2 separate regions of the Mus musculus genome follow, and region 1 is linked to region 2. The links are chromatin contacts, found by Hi-C or POLR2A ChIA-PET in ENCODE. All regions are on one chromosome and are shown on one strand. The core of a region is the stretch at or near the end of the contact, and the rest is flanking DNA. Distances in the headings are between cores, read along the strand shown.

What was found. Hi-C counts contacts between places; a loop is a spot of excess contacts on that map. ChIA-PET counts read pairs that join two places held with the same protein, here RNA polymerase II (POLR2A).
Region 1: a map of left cerebral cortex shows a loop between it and region 2 (6-fold over the local background). The contact joins two enhancer-like sites. A Hi-C loop is called at or near these places in 7 of 37 maps with a recorded cell type or tissue (heart and left cerebral cortex). POLR2A ChIA-PET finds 5 or more read pairs at or near these places in 3 of 5 experiments (Patski and embryonic stem cell).

Annotation. Positions count from the first base shown.
Region 1 is chr16:34,077,436-34,080,135 of GRCm38, reverse strand. The region is part of intron 34 of Kalrn (kalirin, RhoGEF kinase); the gene reads left to right. Among named protein-coding and RNA genes, the nearest start is that of Gm41448, 41 kb to the left of the region's middle. Within about 2 kb of position 1,340, at least 1 of the 3 ENCODE cell types and tissues checked has a DNase peak (open chromatin) inside an H3K27ac peak, as active enhancers do.
Region 2 is chr16:34,041,558-34,044,257 of GRCm38, reverse strand. All of the region lies in intron 37 of Kalrn (kalirin, RhoGEF kinase), which reads left to right. Among named protein-coding and RNA genes, the nearest start is that of Umps, 76 kb to the right of the region's middle. Within about 2 kb of position 1,279, at least 1 of the 3 ENCODE cell types and tissues checked has a DNase peak (open chromatin) inside an H3K27ac peak, as active enhancers do.

The sequences.
Region 1 (2,700 bases), core at 91-2,590, 36 kb before region 2:
CACATTTCTCACTTTACACACACACAAAACAAAGAAACCTGATTCTTCGTGTGAATGTACTATTGGTTAAATTAGTCTTTTTTTTTTTTTTTTTTTTTTTTTGACAAGGTTTTATTATGTAGCACTAGCTGGTCTGGAAGTCTTTTCTGTAGACCAAGCCAGTTTCGAACTCACAGAGATCCGCCTGTCTTTGCCTCCTGAGCGCTGAGATTAAGGGCCTGCGCCACCACACTTTCTGGAGTTGGCTTACAGCTTCGTGTTTAGTGAGGGGGAAGACGTTCTGGATTTCTGGGGGCCATCTAATTTGTATCCCATCGTCCTCCTTAAGTTAATCCTTCTAGTCCAGAGAGTGAGATGTCTGTGTTATTGCAGGACACACTGCTGGGGTAGAGACTGAGCAGGCAGGGTTTCACCTCTCAGAGCCAGGAAGTCTGGGGAGCGCTTATGAAGAGCAGGCATGCTGGGGAGACAGCCAGCAGATGCCCTCCACAGTGAATGTCAGCCTGGGTCTGATGGGAAACAGGGGTAGTTTAGGAATCACTGAGACATGTCCATCTTTCCTGCATGGTGCTCAGAGGACAGAAGGACAGAGGTAGAGGGGGAGAACTTTGTTTACAGTGGTGTCATGACAAAAGGCCTGGGTCTTGGAGGGTCAGGGCTGGTGCTCTTTACCTAAGAAACCAAGGACATAGCACAAAGGGCACGGAGGCCTGGGTAAGGAAGGAACTTCCCTAGCAAAGACAGACAGACAGACAACAATGCATGGTGTGCACTGCAGTATCTGCTGCCCTTCGGCTCTGTGGTTCAGCCTACTCATTTCTCAGATGAGAACACTGAGGCTCGCAGTCATGAAACCATTCTTCCCAGAGCAGGTGGCTAAATGAGTTGAGTCCTGGCTTCTCTGAAGTCTCCTCTCTCTAGAATTACTATGCTGCCCAGATGAACTTCACTTCTGGGTGATGTTCTTTCGTTTTTTATCACTACAGTAGAATCGTATTAATACAGCTCCCTGGTGTCTTCTTTTAGCCCTAGAATGGGGTAGCACTCCCAGAAGCAGCCTTTGTGTAGGGTGTTAGTTTTATTTGTATCTGTAAATGTGTTGCCACCAAAGCTCTAAACATAAGCATTGCCTAGTGCACACACACACACACACACACACACATTTTCATACCCTAAATAGCACAGGCCTAGAAATGTTTCTCTACTTTTGCCAACATCTGACTGTGATTATCTTTAACCACAGCCACACTTGTTTATCTCTTAAAATAGTATTGCGTCTCTTGAGGAGGCAGCTCCAAGCTGTCACAGCCTTTCCAGAACCCTGCCTGATCTACCTGTCTTCCCCTGCAGCACCACAGCCAGGGTCTGGTCTTACCTAGGAAAATGACCCGGAGGCTAGACCTAACCCGTGTGTGTGTGTGTGTGTGTGTGTGTGTGTGTGTGTGTGTGTGTGTGTGTGTGTTTACAGGTCGGCAAAAGCCTTTTTTTGAAGCATGGGTTCTCTCTCTCCGACTCCTTCCCAGCATGGCTATTAAAGCTATGTGTGGCTGAGGATGTAGCTCAGTGGTAAAACAGTGATATAGTGAATTTGTTTAGCACGCACCATGCCCTGAGCTCAATCCCCAGTACTGCAAAACAAAACAGAACAAAACAGACAAAATTTGTGTTAGTCTGTTGGGTCCTTTACTTTAAATTAAAATTGTCACATATCTTTTTATTTTTATGTATTTATGCACATGATGCATGCTCGTGTCTGTGTACGTATACACGTTTATATCTGTAAGGGCATATGCACCGTGGCACGCATTTCAAAGTCAGAGGGTACCCTCAGGTATCTGTCCTCAGTCCCCACCTTGTTTAAGGCAGGGTCTTTGTGTCGTTTGCAGCTACACATACAAGGCTATCTGCCCCTGAGCCTCGCCCTCACTGCTGTTACAGATGTTTGTCATTGTGCTTAGCTTTATAAGGGTTGTTGGGATTTGAACTCGGGTCCTCATGCTTGTGCAGCCAGCACTTCCCCCACTGAGCCTTCTCTTCAGCTCAGTTCACTATATTTTAGCTTTGAGCTTAATAAAGATAAAAGAAAGGAAAGAGGGCATATCTGCACCCCTGCCAAGCCCAACAGTACATTATCAAAGAGAACAATAGCACACTTGAGAGGGTCTTTGTCTAAGCCTTTATCAGTAGGATAAATGGAGTGGGTATATGTGGTTCTGTGCTCTGTGCCGTAGATTCAAATTCTATATTGAGATCCCTTTTTTGAAATTGGGGAGGCAGATTGAAAGCCCTAAATGAGTAGGAGCCTTTCGGTGTGTCAGGCTTCATTGTGGCTGGGGCGAGCTAGAGTGGACTGTGGAAGTCACTGGCCTCTGAGCCCTGGAGAGAGCTTTTCCTGATGCCACTGTTGAACTATTTCTGTTCCCCAACCACAAAGGCTGTTTCTGCATAACCACGTGATAGAAGGTTTCAAAGTTGAGGTGTCTAATGGTGGAAAATAGGTCTGAGAGATGAAGGCTTCATATGAGCTCATGAAAGCCTTATAAATATTGTTTTATGATTCTTAAAATGAATTATTCCATTAAATAAAGAGGGGAAAGTTCTATGCAATTTCCATTCTATCAGACTTGAAAATCTTCAGACCTCTTCCTAATTCACAGTTCCATGGAGGTATTTTTAAATTCATCTTCTATGTAGAGATAA
Region 2 (2,700 bases), core at 30-2,529:
CCTGACACTAGCACTCCCCCACACACTAGCACCCATCCCAGGTCACTAACACACACACACACACACACACACACACACACACACACACACACACACATGCACACACCATTCATTAGCACTGTCTTCTGCCAGTCCAGATCCTCACATATCCAACTCTACCTGCAACAGGTTTTTAGCTCACCTCACATGGTTTCACTCCATAACCTTTCTCACAGTGCAGTTCCTACTAGGAATGTATGTTCCTCAGTTTCTATATCCAGTGAACTCTCTCTCTCTCTCTTTTGTTTGTTTGCTTGTTTGTTTGTTTGTCTTTAACTTGTTAGAGTAGCCAGTTCTTCACATCCTTGGGTTCCTTTTCTGTAGATTCACCCAACCTCAGATCAAAGCTCTTTGGGGAGAAATTACATCTGCCCTGAATATGTATTGACTTTTTTCTTCCTTGTTCCCTAAGCAAGACAGTGTAACAATCCCTGTATAGCATCTACATTATACTCGCTATATAAATAATGCAGAAATTAGTTAACTATATAGGAGGGTGAATGTAGTTGTGGAAACACTAAGCATTTTAAAAGGATCTGAGCGCCCTGGATTTGGGGATCCCAGGGATTCCTGAGCCAGTCCCCCAGGATACCGAGGGATAGTTTGACTCAGCTTTGCCTTTGCTGTAGTCTTTCTTTTCTATCTCCCTCCCACTTCACAGCTGCCTGTCCATGTGGTCCATCTGTCAGAACTCTCAGTGTGGGTTAGACTATGGAGGTCTGAGACTCTTCCTCGTCCTCATTTCTCCAGCCTCTCCAAGTATTCAGTATATAATATAGTAGATGCTTGATTTTCTATGTGCAAGTAAGACATTAATTACAATGCCATATAATGAGTAATATGCAGGGAGAGTGAGAGTGTGCTTACAGGAAGGGCATTTTATGGGCATGACTGGGACAGTGGCCTTCCTCTACAGTAAGCTGTCTATTTGAATCTCTTTGCATTTCTGTAAGGAAATGGACAGTTATAGGGACTTGTATTTGCTCCTTCCTTGTTTCAGTTCCTTTTCATATGCTGCATGTTATGACCCTGAACCACAGGTAGGACAGACGTCTCTACTGTGGAGACAAACTGGCAGTCACTGTCTCTTTCCCCAGAGACAACAATGATGACAGGTTGGTTGCCCTGGTTGCCCTAAGTTAGATCCCTGTATCCAGCCCTGGCATCCGAGACCTAGGGGATCACTCTGAAATTGCTATAAGCAGGAGAGCCAACTCCATCATTGCAGGCAGGCTGCCCACCATAAGAGCTTAGCGGGCCCTCTTTTTCCTTGCCACCGTGCCAGTTTCTGAAGCTGTCCCAGAGTCCTCTCCAAGACATAACCCGGCTTCTTTGTTCATACAAAGTCAAGAGGGAACTGCAGATCCTCCTGTGTGACACATTGGGCTCCTCAGAGGCCCTTTACCCTGTGGACTGATTGGCCCATGCCAAGCTGATTGTGCCACACACCCTGGAGGCAGTGGTGTAGGCCTGCTCACTGAGCCTGGCACTCACCTTCCCACCAGCCTACAGGCCACAGAATAAAGGCCACACCAGGACAGTGAGGAAGATGGGGAGTTAAAGGTACTAATCATATCCATCCCCAGCTAGGTCCATCTGTCCCGGAGCCTGTCTCTGGTGATGGCACCAAGGGACATGCGCTGGGAAGCTGCCTGTCCACTGGCTTGTCCAGCCTCAGCACCCGACATTCTAATTTCCTTAATAACAGGTTACAGATCCTGTATCTATAAATGTAGCTAAACCCTCCTCGACCTTTCTTTATTTTTAGCCTATACTGCTGCTCTGGATATAACAGTTTCCATGGTTGATTACGTGTTCTGTAAACACCTTTACGTCAAGTGGAAAGCAGTTGTCTCTCTCAAGCTGGAAGATGCTGTCTGTGCGTTTAATTCTAGTGTTGGCAACAGATCCCTGTTTGACCCTTGACACTGTTGCTCAGTTTAGGGAGTGGGGGAGAAGGCTGATGTCACCGTTCGACAATATATAAGGCTTTAATATTCTCTTTCATTTCTCCTCTTGGGTACCACATTTGCTTTCATTTATTTCCCTGGAATGTTCCTTCCTGCCTCTGTTTGGCTTCTGTTGAAATGTAGCAGCTAAGAGAGTCAGTGATGGATATTCTCAAGCGCAGACTGTTTAAGACCAGGCCACAGCCTTTTGCTCTACCGCCTCGATGATCGGCACTATTAGAACTTGGTGTCTTGTGTCTTAGAACTAAAGTTTTCAAAGACTACTAAACGAAGCCTTTCTTTCTAGAAACCACAGAGGCCGGCATGGTCAGGCACCTTGGGTAGTTGACATTTGCCTTTCATGCTTGTGTTATGGATGCCCGCCTTGACCTTGGATGTCTGCCTTGACCTTGATCTCTGTTGTTTCCCTTGTAGCTTCCGCTGATCCTCAGGGCACTTACATTGCATACAGCCCCACTCTCAGGCTCAGGGAACACAACCAATGAGGGGTTAGAAAGAATGCAAGGGTTGGAAGATGGGATACAATGTTGCAGAACATCATCTCTTGGGCTTCCATTGTTTCATGGCTCTTGCACCCATGAACTCAAAGCAGCTATGGTTATCTGACAAGACCTATCTAAGATTGGACCCAGCAACATTTCATCATGAAACAAGGAAGGGCTCAGGAACCTCCCTCCCTGAGGACTATTAA